Regions from separate parts of the Homo sapiens genome. Here all the other regions are linked to region 1. A link is a loop called in an ENCODE intact Hi-C map of the cell type or tissue named here. Cell type or tissue: endothelial cell of umbilical vein. All regions are shown on one strand.

Region 1 (8,000 bases):
CACTGTATGCTGAGTTCTGCGAGTTCTCCTAGCCAATCAACAAACCCAGGGTGGTCTTAGAGACCCCAACACGCCACAGCAACAAGACAACAGGGAAGCCGGCGCTTCCTGTATGTGTATACATTGCTGGTGGTACCTGGGCACTGTGAGAGCAACACAGCCTGTCTGTTGAGAGCCACTCAATGTCCACTTCCTCTGACTCAGTAATCCCATCTGGGAATGTGTCCTTTGGCAACAATTCCACAGCAGGAAGCAGAGGCTTGAAGATATTCATCACAGCTTGTGCTAAACCTGAACAAAACCTAAATGCCCAAGAAGAGAAAAAATTGGTTAAACACATTATCATGCATCAACTCTAAGAAACTGGCTACAATGAGATGTGTAAAGATTATAAAGCACCTGTGGTCCCAGCTACTCAGGAGGCTGAGATGGATCTCCTGAGCCCAGGGAGGTGGAGGCTGCAATGAGCTACGATCATGCCACTGTACTCCAGCCTGGGCGACAAAGTAAGACCCTGTGTCAAAAAATATATATATATATAAAGAGAAACATGAAAAAATATTGCTGATACATTAAAAAAAAAAATTTGGCCAGGCATGGTGGCTCACGCCTGTAATCCCAGCACTTTGGGAGGCCAAGGCAGGCAGATCACTTGAGTCAGGAGTTCAGGACAAGCCTGGCCAACATGGCGAAACCCAGTCTCTATTAAAAATACAAATATTAGTCGAGCACGGTGGCACACCTCTATAATCCCAGCTACTCAGGAGGCTGAGACAGGAGAATCGCTTGAACCCGGGAGGCGGAGGTTGTAATGAACAGAGATCGCCCCGCTGCACTCCAGCCTGGGTGATAGAACGAGACTCTGCCTCTAAATAAATAAATAAATAAATAAACAATTTTAAGCTGGGTACAAAATGGTAGGCACATTGACAGCAACTGTACAACCAACAAGTAAGACCCAAAGCGGCTACTTAGAAGTGAAAACGGTTGGGGCTACAAGAGGAAGGCCGGAGCGGATTTTTCCATAGATAAATTGGGCCTTCCTTTAATGTTGCTGTTCTGACGAACCCGGAGCTTTCTGGGGACGTGGTGGGAGCAGCTGACAAGGCAAGAACTGTGGCTCTGGGTGCTTCCTCTGCGGTCACCGCCTGGTAGGATGCCTTCAAGGTGTGCGCGTGCGGGAAGGAGAGAGAGGGTGGTAAAGCCAACGTTTTCATCCAAAAAGCAGAGGCTTACGGGACAAAGGGGACGGAAAATATCCCCTGCAAATTAAAAAATGCAGACACACATTTCCCCTGCCTTCGCCTCCCACGGACCCGCCCCTTCAGCTCCTTCCCTCGCGCTCCCAAGCTCCGGGGCCCCTGAGCCCTGCGCCGGCGGAACGGGGCGGAGCTCGCGACCCTCCCTCGTCCGCCGACCCGGGAAGGGGCGGGGGCCTACAGGAAGTGGGCGGGGCTGGCTCGCAGGGCGGAGCCTCGCCTCGCTCTGTGCATCGCAGGTGTGCTTGCTCCCGGGCTGGTGGGGCCACCCTGTGGCTGCCTGGGCTGGAACGTTCTGCCTCGCCCAGCTGAAGGCCCTAAACTTGCTACGCCTTTTGGGGTGAGGAAAACCCAATAAAAGACAACTCCAGCAACCTCCCAAACGCAGGGATTCTTGTGCTCCCCTGGAAAGTCTCAGATAAAGTTAGACCACAAAATGTGGGTGTGCCCTGAGCCCTCGCTCAAGGGCACAGAGCAAGTCACTGGCAGAGCAGGGACTGGAACCCGGTGTCCTGATCCCCAGGTGAGGCCAGCCTCAGAGCTGGCGGGAGGGGCAGGGCGGGGTTGGTCCTCCCAGGCTGGGGCGCAGTGAGGCTCACCCAGAGTGAATTTGGATGTTTTTCCAGGCAGAAGGACATGTAAAAAGAGACTGGCAGTGACTGACCTGGACTGGCAGGTGAGTTTTTTTTTCCCCCTCAACATTTTATTTTGAAATTTTTCGGACATACAGAAAAGTTGAAAGAATGGTAGGGCAGACACCCAACATATGCCCACCCATACGCCCACCACCTAGATTCTGCAGTTACGTTGTATTGTATTTGCTTTGTCACACATCAGTCCAGCCCTCTATCAACTCTCGGTCTGAAATGGTTTTTAAATTACATTTTAATTTTTAAAAACCAACCTCCAGCCGGGCGCGGTGGCTCACACCTGTGATCCCAGCGCTTTAGGAAGCTAAGGCAGGTGGATCAACTGAGGTCAGGAGTTCGAGATCAGCCTGGCCAACATGGTGAAACCCTGTCTCTACTAAAAATACAAAAGAAATTAGCTGGGTGTGGCGGTGCACACCTGTATTCCCAGCTACTCGGGAAGCTGAGGCAGGAGAATCGCTTGAACCTGGGAGGCAGAGGTTGCAGTGAGCCAAGATCATACCACTGCACTCCAGCCCCAGCAACAGAGTGAGACTCCGTCTCAAAAAAAAAAAAAAAAAAATCCGTTGAACTATTCAGCCTCTACATACATCAGGAACTCAATCAGTTGTGATGGTTTGTCACAGATGCCCTTGCTGGCCTTTTTTGCCCTGGTCCCTGTGTCTGGAGCCTGTGGCCAGGGCTGGAGGTATCTGAGCAAACTGCATGGCTGTTCCCAGCTGCTCAGGGCCACAGCCTGCGGTCAGCCTGACAAAGCCTCCCAGGACACACAGCAAGGACCCCCCAGGACACACCGTCCTCTCTAAAGACACTCACGGGATGCCTTCTGGGGGTTCAGGGAAGCCAGAACCGCTGCTCCTTGGGCATGGCAGGAACCTGTCGTCGCAGTGCAGGGAGCACAGACACCTCCACGAAAACAGCACTCAGAAAAGCCTGACCCAGGGTCCTAGCTCACAGAGGCCCACCCCGCCGCACTCCTGCTGTGCTCATCTTTACCAGGAAAATTTAAGTCACTAGATGCCACCCTGTGTCATCCCAGCTCCAAGGGGAGGAACAGAGGAGAGACAGAGTCCCAGGCCTGCAGCTCTGATTTTAGACTAATGTTTTTCCAAAAGGTCCCATCCCTCAGCTCCGTCCTCATGCAAGTGTGGGAAGACGAAGCTGGCAGCTCTTTCTGGCCTGGCTCTCAGCCCTGTCTTCTCCACGCCAGCCCTCCGCCCGAGCCCAGTAGGGGCTTCGTTGCCACTGCTCACCCACACCACGCCATGGCAATGGTGACCTCACCTGTTTTTTGCCCCTGTCCTGATGGTTCTGTTCCCTGCAGCTCCCTTGGGGCTCACAGCCCATCGGTATCTCCCCACTGGGTGCAGGATACCGTGGAAAATACCCCGGGGCCTGCCCCCATGTGCCCTGCCACCCCCGTCCTTGTCTCCTCCCCCACATCTCCCAAAATACCAGGCTCTCTCTTGCATCCAAGCTTTTGTGGTCACCCCAGTTTTTCTACCTGGCAAGTCCTTTCACCTGTGAAGTCCCAACTCCTTGCTGCCTCCCTCATAGAAGCAGAATCCAGCAGGGGCACACAGGACTGGCTACAGTGCGAGCTCAGTGGTTCACTGGCTGCCCTGCTGCCCTGCACCCCGGGCACTCTGCGCAGGCCTCTATTCGTCAGGGCTTTGTCTGCACTTAGCTCTTCCCTTACAAAGATAGGAAGCAGCGCGCCAGCTGAATGGACCCACAGAGAAGCTGCGTGGAAGGAACTGTGAATCTGCCAGCACCTACCGGAACAGCACAAAACTCAGAGAACCGGAAGCAGAGAGTGCAGGAGGCAGAAGTGATGAGAGCAGCGGGCGTCCATGGAGCTCAGCTGAGCCAGACCAGGAGAGGCTGCCACGGAGGGAGCCTGGTTGTACCCAGTTAGAGCAGAAACAGGGCTGAGGGCTCGGACCATAAGCCCTCAGATTCTCACTGTTCCTTTCAGCTGGTGACTGACTGTGTGACCGTGGGCGGTCACTTAATCTTGCCGGTAAGGGCCTCAGTTTCCTCATCTGTAGAATGGCGTTGGAAAGGCATGGCTGGGAGGTCTCAGATAAAGCAGAGTGCTGTGTGAACGCTCTGGGTTTGCAGACAGAGTGGATGTTCCTAGTGCATTGCACTCATTTTCCTCGCCCAACATAAGCTCATGACTTCCGCCATCGTTCCCAAACAAGCAGGAAGCTTCACACTGATGCCTGATCCACAATTCCCAAAGCGCCCTCAGGGCCACCATTTCTTGCGAGCCTCGCAGCATCCACGAGGGGGCAGCACAGGACTAACATCGCCCCACGGCCTGACGGGCTGCCGGAAGCAAGTGCAATAATGGTGGGGGTGGCCCCCAGGAGCCCCAGCTTTGCTCCCTCCCCCTCCCCCACCCTGTGCGGAGGACTCCGGCCTTGGGGTAGGGGGCTGCTGAACTGGGCGTGGCATCTAGTCAGGAACTCTCTGCCCCCCAGCCCTAGGGCTCAGATCACACACACACACACACACACACACACACACACACACACACACACGGGGCCCGCCCCTTTCCTAGGAGCTGTCCGTTCCCAGGACAACAGTCAACACAGCACAGGCGGGAGTTCAAAACGAAACTGGGCTCAAATGCTCTCCCCAGCCCGGAGAGCCCTGTCCCCATCGGCCACTCTGAGCTCGAGGCCTAAAGGGACAGTGAGGAGGACCCTGCCCAGGCTCTCCCGGGGTTAGGAGGGACAGAGTGTTCCAGGAGGAGGTTTGAGCTGAGCTCAGGCACAGGTCTCTCTCTCTCTCTCTCTGACACAAGCGCACACACACACACACACTTGCACCATGGGGAGCCACCCCACCCCTGGGCTCCAGAGAACCACATCAGCTGGGTACCGATTGCCCCCCACCAGGCCACCAGCCTCGGTCTCCCCAGCTGCCCGGGGTGGCCCTATGGCCAGCAGGGGTCTTGCTGGTGGCTGCCAGGCCCCCCAGGCTCTGAAGGCGCAGCGGGTGGCTCAGGGAGCTGCCTGCGATGGCGTGCAGCAGGACCAGCTGTGGCGGGAGCTCCTGGAGGCCGAGCGGCGGGGCCAGCAGCGCTGGTGAGTACCTGCCCTCCCTTTTCCACCCTGACTCCGCAGCCTGACTGCAAGTTGGGGAAGGTTTTGGAGAAAGGGAGATGGGAGGGCAAATGATCTGGCTGAGGGACAGAGGGCATGGCATGCCCGGGGGAAGGTGGGTCACCAGCCCAGCCCAGAGCCAGACCCGAGCCTGAGCCTAAGAAGCGAGGAAGATGGAAGCCAAGACCAGATGCCGCTGGGTCAGAGCAGCCCCACCTCGTTCATTCCGACTGCGACGCGGCCGGTAATCCCTTGAGCTGGAGCCTGCTGGCCTAGTCTGGGTTAGAGGAGCTGGCTGTCTGACCTGACTCGGGGAAAGGATGCTCCTTCATGCATTCATTCAACCAAAAATACCCATGAGCCGCTCTGAAACGAGACCAGACTGCAACAAGGGACTAGACAGACCTGGCCATGGCTCCACCGAGCCTTCATACTCAGGACAGGGCAGCCAAAAAGCAAGCAGAGAAGCAAACAAGTACAAATCTGTATGAAGTGTGACCAGCGGTAAGAAGGAAACAGTTCAGGGTCGGGGGCAGAGCCGGCTGAAGGCCTCTCTGAGGAGGAGACATTTAAGCTGAGACATGAAATAGGAGAAGGAGCCAAGAGTTTGATGTATCTAAAAAACAAAACAAAGAATTCGTGTAGCTGAGGCACAGGGAGTGAGGAAGGCCACAGGATGAGGGGGAGCAGCGGGGGCCACCCCAGCCCTTATAAAAGTCTGGATGCATTTTTTCCAAAGGAGACACCATCCAGGATTTTAAGCGGGAACATGGCATGATCTCGATTACATTTTTAAGTGAGCAGCCTGATAGATTCTAGGATGCATTCATCTTGCACCACTGAAACTTCATACCCGTTGATTAGCAACGCCCCATTCCCCCTCCTCCCAGCCTCTGGCACCCACCATTCTAGTCTTTGCTTCCAGGAGTCTATTTTCAGTGCCTCATAGAAGTGGAATTGTGCAATATTTGACTTTCCATGTCTGTTTTGTTAGTATCCTGTCCTCCAGGTTCATCCATCTTGTTGCATATCGCAGAATTTCCTCCCATTTTAAGGGTGAATGTATATATGTGTGCAGTTTCTTTATTCATTTGTCAATGGACTTTTAGGTTGCTTCCACATTTGACTATTATGTGTAGTGCTACAATGGGCATGGGAGTGATTTCAGTTCTTTTGGAGAAATTCTCAAAAATGGATATCTTAGTCCATTTTGCATTGCTGTCAAGGAACACCTGAGGCTGGGTAATTTATAAAGAGGTTTATTTGGCTCACAGTTCTGCAGGCTGTACGAGCATAGTCCTGGAATCCACTTGGCTTCTGGTAAGGGCCTCAGGAATCTTACAATAATGGCAGAAGGTGAAGGAGGAGCAGGCATGTCACATGGTAAGAGGGACCAAGAGACAGAGAGAGAGACAGAGAGAGAGGAGGTGTCAGGTTCTTTTTAACAACCAGCTCTCTCCTGTGAACTAATAGAGCAAGAGCTCATCCATTACCGCAAGGATGGCACGAAGCCATTCGTGACCCAAACACCTCCCACTAGGCCCTACCTTCAACACTAGGGATCACATTTCAGTATGAGATTTGGAGAGAACAAACATTCAAACCATATCGGAGGGATTGCAGGATTATACGGTACCTCTATTTGTAATTTTTTGAGGAACCTCCATTGTCTTTTGCATAGCAGTGGCACCATTTCGCATTCCCATCAGCAGTATCTCAGCATTTCAGTTTCTCCACACGCTGGCCAACACTCATTGATTGTCTTTTGTTTTTTGATAACAGCCATCCTAATAGGTGTGACGTGGTATCTCATTGTGATTTTTTGTTTTGTTTTGTTTTGAGATGAAGTCTCACACTGTCACCCAGGCTGGAGTGAAGTGGTGTGATCTCGGCTCATTGCAACCTCTGCCTCCTGTGTTCAAGCAATTCTCCTGCCTCAGCCTCCTGAGTAGCTGGGATTACAGGTGCCCTCCACCATGCCTGGCTAATTTTTGTATTTTTAGTAGAGACAGGTTTTTACCATGTTGGCCAGGCTGGTTTTTTTTGGGGTTTTTTTGGTTTTTTTTTTTTTTGACAGAGTCTCACTCTGTTGCCCAGGCTGGAGTGCAGTGGGGTGATCTCAGCTCACTGCAAGTTCTGGCCAGGCTGGTCTTGAACTCCTGACCACAGATGATCCACGTGCCTCAGCCTCCCAAAGTGCTGGGACTACAGGTGTGAGCCACCGTGTTTGACCTCATTGTGGTTTTGATTTGCATTTCTCTGATGATGAGTGACATTGATCATCTTTTAATATATTTATTTGCCATTTATTTATCTTCTTTGGAGAAATATCTATTCAAGTCCTTAACCCATTTTTTCAATTGGGTTATTTGGTTTGGTGCTACGAAGTTGTAGAAGTTCCTTATATATTTTGGAAATTAACTCCTTATCAGAAATATGATCTGTAAATATTGTCTCCCATTCTGTGTGTTGCCTTTTCACTTCATTGCTTGTTTCCTTTGCTCTTCAGAAGTTTTTGAGTTTGATGTAATCCCATCTGTCTATCTGCTTTTGTTGCCTGTCCTTTGTGTGGCATATCCATGGAATAATTGCCAAGACCAATGTCATGAAGCTTCTTCCTATGTTTTTGACTGGATTGGTATGTATCATGTTAGAAAGGATCCAATTTCATTCTTTTGCATGTGAAAACTTCTGCACAGCAAAGACAACAATTAACAGAGTGAAAAGGCAACTTACAGAATGACAGAAAATATTTACAAACTGAGTAAATGTGGGAGGAAAGGTGAGGAAGGAGTAAAGGATGACAGGTCTCAGCTTGAATAATTAATAAGGAGGAGAAGAAAATGATGAAGATGCTGAGTTCTGGTGAGTTTTAAATGCCTGAACCACGTCTAGATGGAGCTGCCCAGGAGGTAGTTGAGTGTGAGAGTCAGGAGTTGCGCATTAAAAACCCATCCAGAAGGGGAGGATGAGGA
Region 2 (8,000 bases), 310 kb after region 1:
ATCAGCAATTTGTCAAAGCTATTCAACAAGTCTCTAGGAAGTTCTAAATGTTTCCCACATTTTCCTGTCTTCTTCTGAACCCTCCAAACTGTTCCAACCTCTGCCTGTTACTCAGTTCCAAAGTTGCTTCCACATTTTTGGGTATCTTTACAGCAGCACCCCACTCTCTGTGGTACCAATTTACTGTATTAGTCCATTCTCAAACTGCTAACAAAGACATACCCAAGGCTGGGTAATTTATAATGGAAACAGATTTAATTGACTCATAGTTCAGCATGGCTGGCTCAGGAAACTTACAATCATGGTGGAAGAGGAAGCAAATACGTCTTTCTTCATATGGTGGCAGGAGGGAGAATGAGAGCCGAGCGAAGGGAAAAGCCCTCTATTAAACCATTAGATCTCGTGAGAACTTACTATCACGAGAACAGGATGTAGGGAAACAGCTCCCATGATTCAGTTATCTCCACCTGGTCCCTCCCACGACACATGGGGATTATGGGAACTGCAATTCAAAATGAGATTTGGGTGGGGACACAGCCAAACCCTATCATACACTACATTAATATGAGAAATACCTATTAAGACATGAGCTTACACTCTGACAACATGGAATGGCAGCTGGGAACGTAGCCGCAGCAACTTATGAGGAAGGAAGATGGCCACCTGCGTGCTGTGTATAAACTGCATGCAGGGTAGGAGTAAAGGGGAGGCATGGGTGAAGCCAGGTCCAGAATAGGGATGCGATTTTGAAACACAGAGAACAGGAAGAGGATAGGATAAGAGCAAAGGCAGGGAGATGGGAAAGTTCACTGTGTGCTTCAGGTAGCGATGAGACCAATTTACTGGGGTGAAGGTCTGCAAGGCAGGTACCAAGGCAGGATTGGTAAGCAAGCCTTGGGCCCTTCTATATCCAGAGTCTGCACTTCGGCCTGAAGGAAACACGGATCGCTCAAGGTTTCTGAAGGAAGAAGCGGTGCGCACAGAGATGGGACAGTGAGGTTGGAAAGGTTAGGGTTAGTGAGGAGGAGGGGCCCAGAAACGAGTTCATGCTTATTTTATCCGTTTTAAGAATCAGAGACCCAACGCCAGAAGATGGAGTGACTCGAGAGATACTTCATTTATAACACACATCTGTAATTTACAAAGGATTTTCGTTTACATGATCTCATTTTACCTTCAGAACAATTTGTAAAGGAGAACATTTGCCACATTCACAAGTTAAGGAACTGCTGCTCAGAAATGATGGTATTACCTTTGGTAAAACCTTTGTTGGTTTTTGGGACACTGCCTTCTCCCTCCCCACCCGCCCCATTATTCCTTCTCAGGAGACTTCTTCTGTATTTCTCCTTAAATATAGATGCCCTTAGGCCTGCTGTACTCTTTAGATGACCTCTCCTACTCTTGTGGCTTAAACTATCGCATCTAAACTGACATCTGCCTGACGTACTACACAGCTCAGACTTTTCCGCTGAGCACCTGACCTACATACACACAACAACCTGCTCAACTCTTGCTTTCATCAAGCATGTCCCAAACCTAAGTTTTACCCTAGGCTTGCTCCTCCTCCTGTATTCCCTATTCTGTCAAACAGTACGACCCACCAGTCCAGTGATGATCAGCAGTGCCCCCTGCAGCTTTTCTTTGGCTAATTTCAAATAATAAAACAGAGGGAGGAAAAGCATTGAGGCTAACCGCTGGGGGAGGAGCACACTTCATCCCCAGGTGCACAGAAACACACCGGCAGGACTGCTGCAGGAAGGGCTGGTGCTCAGCAGAGGGACAGGACTGGCAAAAGCCACCAGAGCTCAGAGGTATGTGAATCCTAAACACTCAGCATTATTTTTTAATACTTTGATTTTGGATTCCGATTTTAAATCTTTTTAAACACAGTCTGAATTTGAAGTCGCTTCAAATATTTCTTTAAAAGCAATATTCAAACGATACAGGAATCTTGTACGATAGACAAACCAAATATTATTATTCTGATCTTACAATTCACTCACTCCACTCACTTATTTGTTCAGACATTTATTGAGCACTTCTTAAGGGCCAGGCATGGTGTGAGGCACTGGGATGTAACAGTGATTATGACAAAGTCCCTCAAGGAGCTCACAGTCTAATGGTAAACTACAGAGTAAACTGAGGCACAGAGTGGTAAATGACTTACCCAATGAGGTAGAAACAGCTAGGTATGTGAAAATGTGGGAGCAGAGCTGGAGAGAGGGCAAGGTACAACTTGTCCTAAGTAAAACCCCTTGGACTGACTCAACAGCAAGGCTGCATACACAAACATTACAAAATCTACTTGCAAAAACCTGAAAGGAGTTTCCAATTATCACCATGACTGAATTCATGTTTCACAATGAATTCAGCTATTTCCTGATGGCATTTCTATCCTTGCCCCCAAAGCCACTGGGCATGCCACCAGTCTGCTGGGAGACAGCAATTAGGTAGACAGCTTAAAACCAAGAAGTATCTGACTCCAATTTTAGCACTGAAAACCATATTAAAATACTTTAATTAAATCCACAAACATAAATGTGTAGCACATTTATGATACTTCTACATGTAGAAGTTTGGAAAAAGTCTCTTCTAACCCTCATCCAGAGGATTCTAATAAGTTATAGGTACCAAAGAGATTAGAGAATTTGTCTGTCACTTTCCATATATACATTATTTTGGCTGTACAAGGGTGAAAAGTGTCACTCAGACATATTTCGTAAGTAATCTCAACATTATACAGATATATACAAAGACATCACATTTAAATTCGTGTGTACATCTATGCAATGTACAACAGTAACTGCAAACATGAACCAGTGTAAGGCAATTTCTTTTGTGATATATGACATACTCCTTGAAGGGAAGGGTAGAGTCCACAAAGAACTGTCCATTTCAGCCTGACTGTCTGTCTTCATGACACTCTGTGATGAAGCTACTTCAGGAGGCAAGATGTCTATTTCACTGACAAAAAGCAGTGAATAATTATAAAAGGAGTTGTTTTCAAATGTGGAAACCACAATTACTCAGTAATCTAAGTGGTGAACTCCTCAAAGACACTACTGGCCATGATGCCGCTACTGAGAACGAGAGCACTTCATGGATAATTTATTGCTCTGAGAATCAAATTTGATGCGTAATTCTCCACGAAGATATTCCCAAAAAACTCAGTGATACATAAATTCTCAAATGCCATCAGTTGCTTACTTCAAGCAATTCTTCACTTTGCTGAGGATTTTCTTCTGGAAAAGAACACGAGAGAGAAATACACCTAAGTGAATACACCTAAGTGAAGGTCTGATAGGCAAATACGTAAAAGAATACACAATCTGACTACTTCAGAAAACCCTGAAGATGCCTGGTCAAGAACACGTATTCTCAGGTTAATGGCATAAGGCTAATTTTTTCAGCCTCTCAAGAATAAACTGGAACTCTAACTTGTACCTGAAAGCACCCGTCCGAGAATGGAGGAAACCTTCCCTTATTAGGGCTTTATTAGTTTCTTTTGGAGCCGTCACGACTCCCCCAGTCTTCGTAATCCTTGTGTCTTTGTGCTGTTGTCTGCATGTGGGCAACAGCCCCCTCTTCTGGTCATTACAGGTATTCTTCGTCAGTGAAAGCTTCCTATCGGTCCAGCCTGTGGCTCTGCAAGGGCCACCTGAAGACCACCCTGGCCCGCAGTGCTTGTCAAGTTCTCCAGTTGGCTGGGTCTTTGTTCGGATGTCGGTGGAGCTGTTGGCTGGGTACTGTGATGGCTTCTGCCCAGGCCGGTCACAGGATGCTGGTCCCCTGCTCAGGCAATTCCACTATTTGGGATCTGCTGTTGGACAGCACTGCAAGCTGGGTTCCGAGGTTAGATGGAGTCACTGCTCTGGCCAGATGGGTCCAGAGGCGACGTCCTTAGAAATGTGCAACTGAGGACTGACTCTTGTGGAGTGGGCTGTTGGCTGAGTTGAGTGGGTATTTGACTGCCTGGGTCAAGCAGGTCTAGCCCCTTCCCTTCTCCAAGATGTGCAGAAGGGGAAGTCTCCCGGCCAGGTCATGGGCAGGCTCTTTGGCCGAGTGGAGCTGCTGTTTGACTGAAAGCCTGCCCTATTCAGAGACCATCGCAAGTTGGTATCACCATGGGACCAAACAGAATTCTAAGTTTTCACTGCTACCAAAACTACAGAAATTTAACTATAATGTTCACAGAAATATTCTAAACTACAGTAAGAGTTATGCTGTAATTTTTTACTCATGTTTTTGTGGCTAGGAAGAGTAAAAATATCTTAAGGCCATAATACACATTAATAAAATTATGCATGCTTAATTAAAATACTGTCAGAATCACTGGTATATTTACCTTCCTCAGGGCCTTCTGGATGAGTGCTCTCAGATGAAGAGGTCCCGACACCTTCAGACCTTTTGTTACTGGTCTGACCCTGCTCCACTTCACACAAATAGACATCGATAGGTCCGTTGGTGCTCCTTATGTGCACTGTGATAGAGTCCTAGCAAAGGACACAGGAATCGTCAAGATGAATGAAATAATAAATCATATTTTTTCACTCACTAGAACTGCAAAAATTTCGAGACATTTGAGAAAATCACCTTAGCTGTAGTCACATTACAGCACTGGCCAATTCCCATGCTGAAGACAGCTACATGTGATCCTGCAGTAATGGCTTCAGAGCTATCATGTGAAAACCTCAGTACTCAAGAGCCTGTCTTTTTCTACTCAGGAGCTGACCCTTCAAGGAGGCCGTATTTCAGTCAAAAATCAGTGTTTTGATGACACAGAACTCCAGAATACCCTAGAGTCTCACAGGATAAATATGTGCTTGGATTTCCAGACCAATGAACAGGTCTTGAGATAATGGAAGGGCCATTCTTTTGTCCAGTTGAAAGAACAGGAAAAGATCAAAATATATCTCAAGTAAAATGTCAAAAAAATCGTTTACATTATTTATAAAGGACTAATTAACTCATTATGATATTCACATCCTTTGATTTCAGATTTCCTCAGGATTAATCAAAATACTTTTTTTCCGTAAGGTATCAGGCAACTTCAGTGCTTCTACTGGGAATTATGCTAAATTCTTAAGGAACAGCCCCAGTTATAAATGATTGCTTTAATTGGGAGCTGCTTCAACTATAACAAAGTCTGTTTTCTCCCCTTTAATGCAGTTAGGCCTGGGCTAGACACACATACACCACTGCTCCCTCCCACTCCACACCTCATTGTGATCTTATACCAGGGTGAGTCTGTGGAGATGCAGCCTCTCAGACGGTCTCAGAGCCTCACCTGCCCTTGCTATGACTTCCTGGTACTACAAGTGGGCTAGAGAACATCTGTGCTCAGCTTCTAGAGTGCCAGGTCACAACTGGTTTGAATGATAAATCCTGTACAATTTAATAGATATTTCTTAACAATAACATTCCACTAAATTAAGTGTTGTCAAACTTCCATAAAGGCTGAGATGGTAAATATTTTTGGCTTTGCAAGTCACACTATCCCTGTCACAACCTTTTAACTCTGCCACTATAGTATGAAAGCAGTCAGAAACAATATGTAAACAAATGTGCATGTGGCTGTGTCCTAATCAAATTATTTCTAAGAAAAAGGAGCAGGCCGGATCTGACCTGAGGGCCAGTTTGCCACCCATCACACTAGGTCCCCAGATCTTCACGGTCAGGCTCTGGCCAAGAGGGCCCATGTGCAGAGACTTTAAATAGGACTCTAAGAGAAGCCTCAGGTATGATCAAAGGCTCAGCCAGATTTAGCAATTACAGTCTGAAGCAGCTCACAGCATAGGGAAAAGCCAAAAATCCATTAGTCTCTGCAGAATGAATTATTATGCCCCAAAGTAAAGATGTGTTGATTGGCAGTTTCTTAAAAATAAAACAACTAGGAAACATCACCAAGAAATCATAACTTGAGTGTGACTGAGGTAAATGAAAGCCAGCCCTTACCCCATACACTGTGGAGTAATACAGGGCTCACTTGAACAGTGGTCTGCTGGGGACAAAAGGAAAAACAGGTCAAGAAAATATTCTTCGCTAGGCAGGAGGCAAACCCCCAGGGCAATGCAGAGGGCTGCACTGTGAGCACCGATGGGTCTATCAAGGCTGTCAGTCTTGAGGATGTGTCCCAAGAATGGCCACATTCCTTGGTTCTGATTCTGTCCTCATCAAGCAGCCTTCTGATGCAATTATCTTTCAATGCAAATTTTTCTGCAAGGGAAAGAACGCACTGAGCAGCTGGCGGCTGACAAAAATAATGTTCATTTACACAGAAATCCTACTTTTCCATTTTAAATTCAGAACCTAGCGTCCTGGTTTATTCATCAGTCTTTCAAGAGTTTGTTAATTCCCCAGTGCCTTGGCTGACACCAGACCTTACTTTTGCAACTTTAAGATGGGCCAATTCTTGGTGATTCTTCTAAGAAGCACTGCAGTACAATAGTGAAAAGCAAACTATGAAGCCACACTAACTGGGTTTGAATTCTGGTGATCCTGAAAAAGTTAACTCATCTTTGTGAGCTTTTGGTTCCTCATCTTTAAGATAATAATGACTACTTGACTTGTGTTAGTTGAAGCAAGTTAAATGTGTGAAGTGCCTTGAGCAGTATCGGATGTACAGTGCACGTGCACACAACGGCTCTTAAGTATGACTGCAATAAATCACAGCCTAAGCAGTCGGCCCTCATCCCTCTTTAAATCTTTTTAAAAATGCAGGGTTACCTACTTCTCTGGGAGCTGGAACATCCAATCTGGTTTCTGCTGGAGCTTTAACTGCAATGACGATCTGTTCATGGAAGGCCTGAATGCTATGAATGTCTTGATAGGTCACATATGCTAGTGTAAAACTCAGTCAAGGATCTCTACACAGAATGCTGTTTACTGGGGAGGTAATTTATCTCTAGTAATTCAGTTAACGCAAGGGTAATGTTAGAATGTTTTTAGTTTTTATGAGATACAAGTTCACCATTAAGGAAAGCAGTAAAAAAAAAAAAAATTCATTGATAATCTTTATTATTCACATAAAATTAAGATTTTTATGAAGGGTTTTACAATATTTACAACACAACCTAAAGAGTTTCTTTAAGCTCTACTATTATGATTATGATGGCAATTTCTGGAGAAAAATATTAATAAAGTCTGAGTCCCTAACACAAATACACCACATAAAGAAATTCAAATTTTCACCCTATTCCCTTTTCAGGTATAGTAAGCTAGATCTTACTATAACTTTGAGAAAAAACACTCAGGGCTTTGACAAGAATCCCCTAAAATGAAAGATGGAAAAAAATCTATAAAAAGGCATAAACGACTTAGAGATTAAGTTTCTCAAGACTATCATGTATGATGTTACTTCATCCAAAATTATTTTCCATCTCACTACCTGAGTCTTTTTCGTCTTGTCTCACTGTGTTGCCTCAAATTTTACCAATTAAGTGATTTACTGGATTTCTCTAGCATTTTTTTTTTCTGATTGGCTGCAGTAATGTTGGTGCTTATTTTTTCTTTTCCTTCCAGTACCTGTACTGTGGGAATAGAGGTTTTTGACTGCTGGAGAGAGTTTTAAGTAAATATGAGGTATGGGATAGCTCAGAATCAGTGAGCCCCTCAAAGGGTGCCACAGGGAACAGCACAGCATATAGGTTTAAGACACCCAGGAGGTCAGTACCAAAGACAAGGCTCCCCCAGCCCCACCCCCCAGCTCCCTGAGACACTGAGTTTCAAAGCAAAACTGCTACTAAGCAACAACGCGCTTCTGTGGACACAAATGGCAGTTTAAGCACCACTTCAATGGCAATTCACTGTTTCAGAAATCAACTTCCATTCACAAATTTCTAGGAAAAACATGAACTTCACAAAAGCCAACAAATATTTTATTATCCTTATAGTATTCAGACTATAAAAATGAATACTCACCATTTTAAGTGGTACCATCAACCTTGGTTTGGTACTGTACCCCTGAGGTCATCATCCAGAATTTAATCTAAGAAATGCCA
Region 3 (8,000 bases), 100 kb after region 1:
TTTATGATATTTTGGGCCATAATACATCAAATACATTTAGCAAATACATATTTAATATGATACATTTAAAATAATCTGAGAAACCTTTTGAAAATGCATACCTTTTTTTAAAAAAATTACTTAAAAAGAAAAGCTACCAGTTAGCTTTTAAAAAATTATATCTTCTATTTAGTCAAATGGTATATGCTAGAATATTAATGGATAAAAATCGTCTTCAGGTAATTTTTTTTTTTCTTCAGGTAATTTTTTTTTTCTTTTTGAGACAGAGTCTCGCTTTGTCACCCAGGCTGGAGCACAGTGGCACGAACTTGGCTGACTGTAACCTCCGCCTCCTGGGTTCAAGCGATTCTCCTGCCTCAGTCACCTGAGTAGGTAGGTGGGACTATAGGCCCGCGCCATCATGCCCGGCTAATTCTTGTGTTTTTAGTAGAGATGGGGTTTCACCATACTAGCGAGGCTGGTCTCGAACTCCTGACCTCAGATGATCCACCCACCTCAGCCTCCCAAAGTGCTGGGGTTACAGGCATGAGCCATCGTGCCTGGCCTCTTCAGGTAATTTAAAATACTAACATATAAAGTGGTCTTAAAAGGAGGTAAAGGTTGCTATAAAATGCATGACACGCAAAGAGTACACCCAACATAGCAGTAGCTCTCAACTTTTACTGAGACACATCTACATATAAATATCTTACAATGTGACTCTCACTCACATTTAGATAAGTTTTTTTTTTCCTGAGAGAATAAGGGTGATGGCAACTGCATCCAGAAAGTTGTGTAATATACAATTTATCAATTATATAATTTAATGAGATACTATTACTCTTAATTCTGATAGTGACAAATCATTTTAGTCCTTGTAAGTTTATAGTTGTATTTTATTTTTGCTTTTATCCATGGCATAACATTTTATAGGAAGTCAGGATGGCTGAAAAATAATTTGAGCATATATGTCTATATTATAGATAAAGTATTGGCTAATTTTTCCTGTAAAGGGCCAGACTCTAAATATTTTGGCTTTGTGGGCCACACAGGGTCTCCGTCACATATTTTTCTTCTTTTTTTTAAACAAACTTTTAAAAATGTAAAAGTTATTTCTGGCATGTAAGCTGTATAAAACCAAGTCACAGTCCCTTCTGTAAGTGGATGAGAATAAAACTATGGACATTTCTTTTTTTTTTTCAGACAGGGTCTTGCTCTGTCGCCCAGGCTGGAGGGCTGTGGCCTGGCACGATCTCGGCTCACTGCAACTTCCACCCCCTGGGTTCAAGCAATTCTCATGCCTCAGCCACCCAAGGAGCTGGGATTACAGGCATGCACCATCACGCCTGGCTAATTTTTCTGTTTTTAGTAGAAACGGGGGTTCACCTTGTTTCCCAGGCTGGTCTCGAACTCCTGGCTTCAAGCAGTCTGCCCACCCTGGCCTCCCAAAGTGCTGGGATTACAGGTGTGAGCCACCACAGCTGGCCAAAACTATGGACATTTCTAATGGCTTTGGTATAGTAACAATAATCAAACAAAGGCACATGAAGTGTTGAGCCTTAAACTTGCAATAAGACTATTCATGTTAAAAACTAATAGAAAATTATAAATCCAATGTACTATAGTTTTTAATAAAAAACTCTTTTGTTCTTAAACATTGTATAATTATCCTTAGTATTGCTTGAGGAATGGAGATCTGGGGTAAAACAACATTTTAAAAGTTCAGTATTTGTTAAAGAACACCTTTGACTACATCAGAATGAAGGAGTTCTATTCAAACAAAGGAAGGCATAGATGGGTAACACAATGGAAGATGATATCAGCAATATCTATGGAATCACTATCTAGATTATATAAGCAATCCCTGTACATGAACAAGAAACCAATTTAAAAGAGTTAAAAGATATAAACAGGTAATTCACAAAACAGAAATGACTGACAAATATATGAAGAGAGGTTTGTCATCATTAGTTACAAGATTAACATAACTGGTCAGGCACAGTGCCTCACACCTGTAATCCCAGCATTTTAGGAGGCTGAGGCAGGAGGATCACTTGAGCCCAGGAGTTTGAGATCAGCCTAGGCAACATAGAGAGATACTGTCTCTATGAAATATTAAAAAATGAACCAGGCATGGTGGTGTACGCCTGTTGTCCCAGCTACTCAGGAGGCTAAGGAGGGAGGATCCCTTGAGCCCAGGGGTTTCGGGCTACAGTGAGCTATGATTACACCACTACACTCCAGCCTGGGCAATAGAGGAGACCGTGTCTACAATAACAACAAAAAAAGATTAATGTAATTTTTACAAATCTTATTTATTTTTTTCTTGGCAACCTTAGTCCAATAAGATGAACATAATTGTTTAAAGATACTACTGTATATCAACGGAACTGGTAACCCTTAGAGAACTGAATAGTAAGTGTTAGCAAGGATATGGGGAGACAAGATCTCTCATGTACTAGTAGTAAGTAGTTAGAAACATTCACAGCCATTCTGGAGATCGGGCAATTCTTTCTTTATGTACCCTCTGATGTAGTAGTTTCACTTCTATGTTTATATTTAGAGAACCCCCTGTAAGCATATACATGGGACATATATAAAGATGTTCAAGATAGTATTGTTGTTAGCAGGGATTTGGAGGTGACCTAGAAATCGAACATCCAAGGAATAATAAGGTAAATTGATTGATAGATACTATGGAATACTAAGCAGCAGAAAGAAGCAATGAACTAACTGACATCAGGGAGAGATATAAAAACAATGCTGAGTAACAACAGCAAACAAAATGACATCTATATCAAGATACTGTTTATACCAGCTAAGAACATATAGTACACTATACTAATAATCTGCAAAAACGTATGGTGAACATATACTAGCTATCTATTAGGGAGAGGAAAGACAGAATGAGACAGAAACTGAATGGAGGAAAATATAAAATAAAAGCAAGATGAGGCCTTCGTGTTGACTACTCATGACAATAAACTATGAACCAAGGAGTATAATTAACTCAACTGTCTGTATCTGAGTTTAAAAACAGTAAACCGTGCTCACTTAGGCAGCACATATACTAAAATTAGAATGATACAGACAAGATTAGCATGGCCGCTGCACAAGCATAACATGCAAATTCTTGAAGCAGTCCATATTTTTTAAATTTATTAAAAATAATAAATAAAAATAAATAAAAGTAAAAATAGTAAACAAAATTAGGCCATGTTTTACTTTGCCTTATAAAGAGACAATTTAAGTATTTGCTTACATGCTTATACAATTATTCTGTAGGTACCATATTCTATCCCGTTCCCCATATTCTTCTTCTCTACACCTTGCTCTCCTTAACCACCCTTATCTTCCCTAAAAATATGTGGTATGATTTATTTGTCTGTACCCTAGTGCCAAAAGTTTTTGGTTTAATGAAAATCGCAATACATTCATGGAAGTACAACACAAAAACATCTTCTCTTATGTATAGCAGACATAAGTTTAGCATTCTATTAGGAAATTATTTCATACTTCATTTTCATTAAAGATAATTTGCACTGTTAATCATTTCACACTATATTATACCAAATACCACAAGAGGGAGCTTTGGGTACAATAAAAAACTCCACCTATTAAACATTGATTAAGGGTTGCAGAATATAACAGACTCTATCAAAAAGACCAAAAATATATAGGGATATTAAGTTCTAGCTGGATAGATTAAGATAGACAAAAATGGCCCATAAAGTATAGCACAAATTCTGACTATGTGAGGAAATTATGGACATTATGACATTAAAGAATGATCAGTCAGGTCAGGATTATCAGAAGGAACCTTAAAGCCGAGGTAAAATCTGAGATGAGCTTAGAAGTTGGAATGCTGATGAAGGTAGAATGATCAATAAAAGTGAATGTCATACAGGTGGCATGAACAAGTTAAGAGGTAGAGAGAAAATTACCTTAACTCAAAATAAACATTTGACTAGGTAACTACCAAGAAATAAGATTGGCTTTATAAGCATACTGGAAAGTTATAAAAAACATACAAAAGATGAAATACAGTTTGCTGTCAATATATATTAACATTTATAAGTCGACTCCTAGGACCAACAGGGTAATACAAAGGAAACAGAACCGATCCCTCTCCATCAAGAATTACTTACTGCACACTTACAGAGAAAAGGGCAAGATATATAAATTTTACAACCAAAATAAATCAGTATCATAATTAGCTACGAGGTTAATGCCACTGAACCTATCAATCATAATATGAATTGATCAACAGGTAAAGCATCGGAACAGATGATGTTCCCAAATTTATTCTGTGTGGTTGATGCAGAGGGAGTGACGAGGAGGTTGTAACATAAATTTCTTTACTTACTTTTACCTCCTCTTAAAGAAAAAAATGCAGAAGTAACAATGGTGGTGAAAATACCTATTTACCTTAATTTAGATTTTGTGTCCTTCTTCACCTAAATTATACATATGAACCGGTTTTGATTGGTAGCAAATGCTTGTCAACAGTCTATGAGGAAGATAACTAAGCTAAGTTTTTATTTCTCTTGATAAGTACTCTACAGCTACATAAATGATTACAAAAGAAATGTTTTAAGTTGGTTAAGGAAATGTTTTAAGTTGGTTATATCTTGTTTGGGTGCTATACAGTTATGAAAACTAAATTTACCTTTGTTCAAAACTATGAAGACCTGACTTAAAGTATTTCATTTATTTCTGTCCCTCAAAACACTATCGTTTTAAATAATTTGCTTACTTACTTCATCCATCTTCATACACGTGCCAAAATCTGCTAATTTTAGATGTCCATGTTTATCCAAGAGCATGTTGTCAGGCTTCACATCTCTGTGTATTAAACCCATGGAGTGTATTGCATCCAGAGCAAGAACAACTTCAGCAGTGTAAAATTTGGCCCATTTTTCAGGCACATCATAATTACTCATAAGGTTTACAAGGTCTCCACCAGGCATGTACTCCATTACCATGTACAGATACCTATCATCTTGAAAGGCATAAAAAAGCTGGAAAACAAAAGGAAAAGGAAAAATTTTTAAAAACCCAAACCAAAAATCATAATCAGAACAAAAATTTAAAAAACTATTATTACTATTGAAAAAGGCAAACTATTTTATAACCAAAACTAAAATTTATGAGATCTTTTATTTTAGACTCAGGCGTATGTAATGGATAAACAGTATCAGACAAAATTTTTATATGGGTACCTTATTCAAGCATAAATGAATATTTCCCCTCATGGAGAACACAATACAAAAGAAACTATTTAAATAGAAACATTTAAGAAAGAAACAAACAGGAATAAGGAACATTAAAGGTGAAAGAATGACAGAAGAATTCACTATAATTTAAAAAAAACAGCTTTCTGAACAAACTACTGCACCTAACTCACACAGAAAAGAGCAGAGGAGGTAGGAGCAATTTAAAAAAATCTAGAGATACTAGATTCAACGGACACAAGAAGAGGGAATAAGCCCCATATCAATGGAAAGAATGAGTCACTGGTAGCCATATTTGGAAGACGCGTAACTCTTCTCTCCCCTTCCCCATCACCTTGTTCATGATAAACAAGAGACATTCAGTTTACTGAGACTATAGCAGTAGCATTGGGACCAGAGAAAGAAGATACCAGTCCAGGTTGCTACTGACCCCCCAAACAGACAGAGAAACCACAATGTCTGAAGAAAACCTATCTGTACATTCTACCAAACAGTATGTCACACCCCTCCCAGAAACAAGCAATGCAAACACAAGTCTTCCACAGACAAACAGGGAAAAGATAAAACTAAGAATCAATATTTGAGAAAAACCAACATCATGAAATAGAGAAAACAGCAATTTGAGAAACAAAAATAATACTCAAGGAAATGTTTAATAGGACAAACCGAAGACAGCTTTAAAAATGTAAAATCAACCAGGCGTGGTGGCTCACACCTGTAATGTCACCACTTTGGGAGGCCGAGGCAAGTGGATCACCTGAGGTCAGGAGTTCGAGACCAGCCTGGCCAACATGGTGAAACCCCGTCTCTACTAAAACTATAAAAAATTAGCCAGGCGTAGTGGCAGGCACCTGTAATCCCAGCAACTTGGGAGGCTGAGGCAGGAGAACTGCTTGAACCCCGGAGGCGGAGGTTGCAGTGAGCTGAGATTATACCATTGCACTCCAGCCTGGGCAACAAGAGCAAAACTCTGTCTCAAAAGAAAACAAAAAATATATGTAAAATCGATACCCTCAAAAGGGTAACAGATGTCACATCAATTAAACATTAGGCTGATATGAGGACCAAAAAAACCCTGAAGTCTAAGAATTCACTATATGACTGATGATAGACAAACATTACAGTTAGAAAACTGAAAAAATGAATGTTCTCTGAACACACTGAAGGAGTAAGAGATGAAATACAGAGCAATGTCAGAAAAGCACCAACGTCTACCTAAAAGTAGTTCTAGAGAGTATGTAGACTAGAACAAAGGAATAGTAAACAAAAATTTCTAGAAATGAGTAAAGTTAAAAATCTAAGATCAAGAAAACCTCTAAATGAAACTGATACTTTACACAGCTAGGGCTAAATTTTCAGAAATCCAAGAGAAAAATCCTGTTTCCAAAAAATGCCATATACACAAAAACATAAAATCATATTGGCAACAAACCTCTCAGCCAACATACTGAATATAAAAGGCAACATAGCTATATCTTCAAAGTTTTGAGGGAAAATAATTTTGATTCTAGAATATGGCAGACAAGAAAACAAAGGAGATGACAAAATGAAATTTTATAATTGACAGACCATTTTCAAAAAAATTATTCAAGAATATAGTTTGACAAAATGAAGAATAGCTGGGCACAGCAGTGGCTCATGCCTGTAATCCCAGCATTTTGGGAGGCCGAGGCAGGCAGATCACCTGAGGTCAGGAGTTTGAGATCAGCCTGGCCAACATGGCAAAACCCCCATCTCTACTAAAATTACAAAAATGAGCCAGGAATGGTGGCGCATGCCGTAATCCCAGCTAATCGGGAGGCTGAGGTGGGAGAATTGCTGGAACCCGGGAGGCAGAGGTTGCACTGAGCCGAGATCGTGCCACTGCACTCCAGGCTGGGCGACAGAGTGAGACTTTGACTAGCGGGGAGAAAAGGAATAAATCCAAGTAAGAGGATTATTATGTGAGACATAATTTTAAAATGGAAGGCATCAGGATGAAGAGAAGGAAGAAATAGGAAAGCATGATAAGGCTGGTTACCAAATTGAGAAAGAGTGTGTGTGTGTGTGTGTGTGTGTGTGTGTGTCTGTTGTGTGTGTCAGTGTACAACATGTTTAAATGATTAAAGGAAATATGAAAATAAATGAAGAGACCACCTCATGTACACGGATTGGAAGAATCAATACTATCAAAATGGCAACTCTCCCCAAATTGATCATTATATTCAATGCAATCTCCATCTCAATCCCAGTGGGTCTTTTCCAAAAACCAACAAGCAGGTCCTAAAATTTATTTGGAAATGCAAAGGACTCAGAAGAGCCAAAACAATCTGGAACTAGAACAAAGCAGGAGGACTTACATTTCCCAATTTCAAAACTTACTACAAAATTACAATAATCAAGACAATACTGGCCAGGCACGGTGGCTCACGCCGGTAATCCCAACACTTGAGGAGGCCTAAGTGGGAGGATGACTTGAGGCCAGGAATTTGAGACCAGCCTGGGCAACAAAGTGAGACTGTGTCTCTATACAAATATTAAAAATTAGCCAGGAATGGTCGCACACCTGTAGTCCCAGCTACTTGGGAGGCTGAGGTGGGAAGATCGCTTGAGCCCAGGATTTTGAGGTTTACAGTGAGTTACAATTGCACCACTGTACTCCAGTCTGCGCAACACAGTGAGATATGAGTACTGGCATATGAAAAGATACATAGATCGATTGAACACAGTTGTATAGAACTGAGAACCCAGAAATAAATCCTTGTATTTATGATCAATAAATTTGTTGACAAAGGTGCCAGGGCAATT

The links. Peaks named below come from ENCODE experiments on the same cell type or tissue, not always from the same donor. Only the 100,000 strongest peaks of a DNase experiment are listed, where the experiment ranks them.
Region 2: a loop joins it to region 1, with 16 times the contacts of the local background. A loop is called at or near these places in 71 of 110 quality-filtered maps.
Region 3: a loop joins it to region 1, with 9 times the contacts of the local background. A loop is called at or near these places in 19 of 110 quality-filtered maps.

What each region holds. Positions count from the first base shown.
Region 1 is chr2:11,128,585-11,136,584 of GRCh38, forward strand. CIMIP5 (ciliary microtubule inner protein 5) reads left to right here and starts at 4,544. Exons shown (of 3, transcript NM_001371321.1): 1 at 4,544-5,007. The coding sequence starts at 4,751. FLJ33534 (Putative uncharacterized protein FLJ33534) reads right to left here and starts at 3,592. Exons shown (of 9, transcript NR_040080.1): 1 at 3,431-3,592; 2 at 400-514; 3 at 137-302. RefSeq lists enhancers at 1,198-1,698, 1,699-2,199 and a silencer at 1,248-1,557. In endothelial cell of umbilical vein, a CTCF peak has its summit at 4,196 (motif pointing right); DNase peaks (open chromatin) are centred at 217 and 4,227; H3K4me3 peaks cover 619 bases; H3K27ac peaks cover 579 bases; H3K27me3 peaks cover 387 bases.
Region 2 is chr2:11,443,282-11,451,281 of GRCh38, forward strand. E2F6 (E2F transcription factor 6) reads right to left here. Exons shown (of 7, transcript NM_198256.4): 5 at 6,731-6,845; 6 at 4,346-4,493; 7 at 1,094-3,242. The coding sequence ends at 3,196. Among named protein-coding and RNA genes, the nearest start is that of E2F6, 19 kb to the right of the region's middle. RefSeq lists a silencer at 6,046-6,307. In endothelial cell of umbilical vein, a CTCF peak has its summit at 3,600 (motif pointing left); a DNase peak (open chromatin) is centred at 3,580.
Region 3 is chr2:11,230,963-11,238,962 of GRCh38, forward strand. It overlaps ROCK2 (Rho associated coiled-coil containing protein kinase 2), which reads right to left. Exons shown (of 33, transcript NM_004850.5): 5 at 4,740-5,000. It also overlaps the pseudogene RNU6-1081P. Among named protein-coding and RNA genes, the nearest start is that of SLC66A3, 79 kb to the left of the region's middle. In endothelial cell of umbilical vein, a CTCF peak has its summit at 3,544 (motif pointing right); a DNase peak (open chromatin) is centred at 3,589.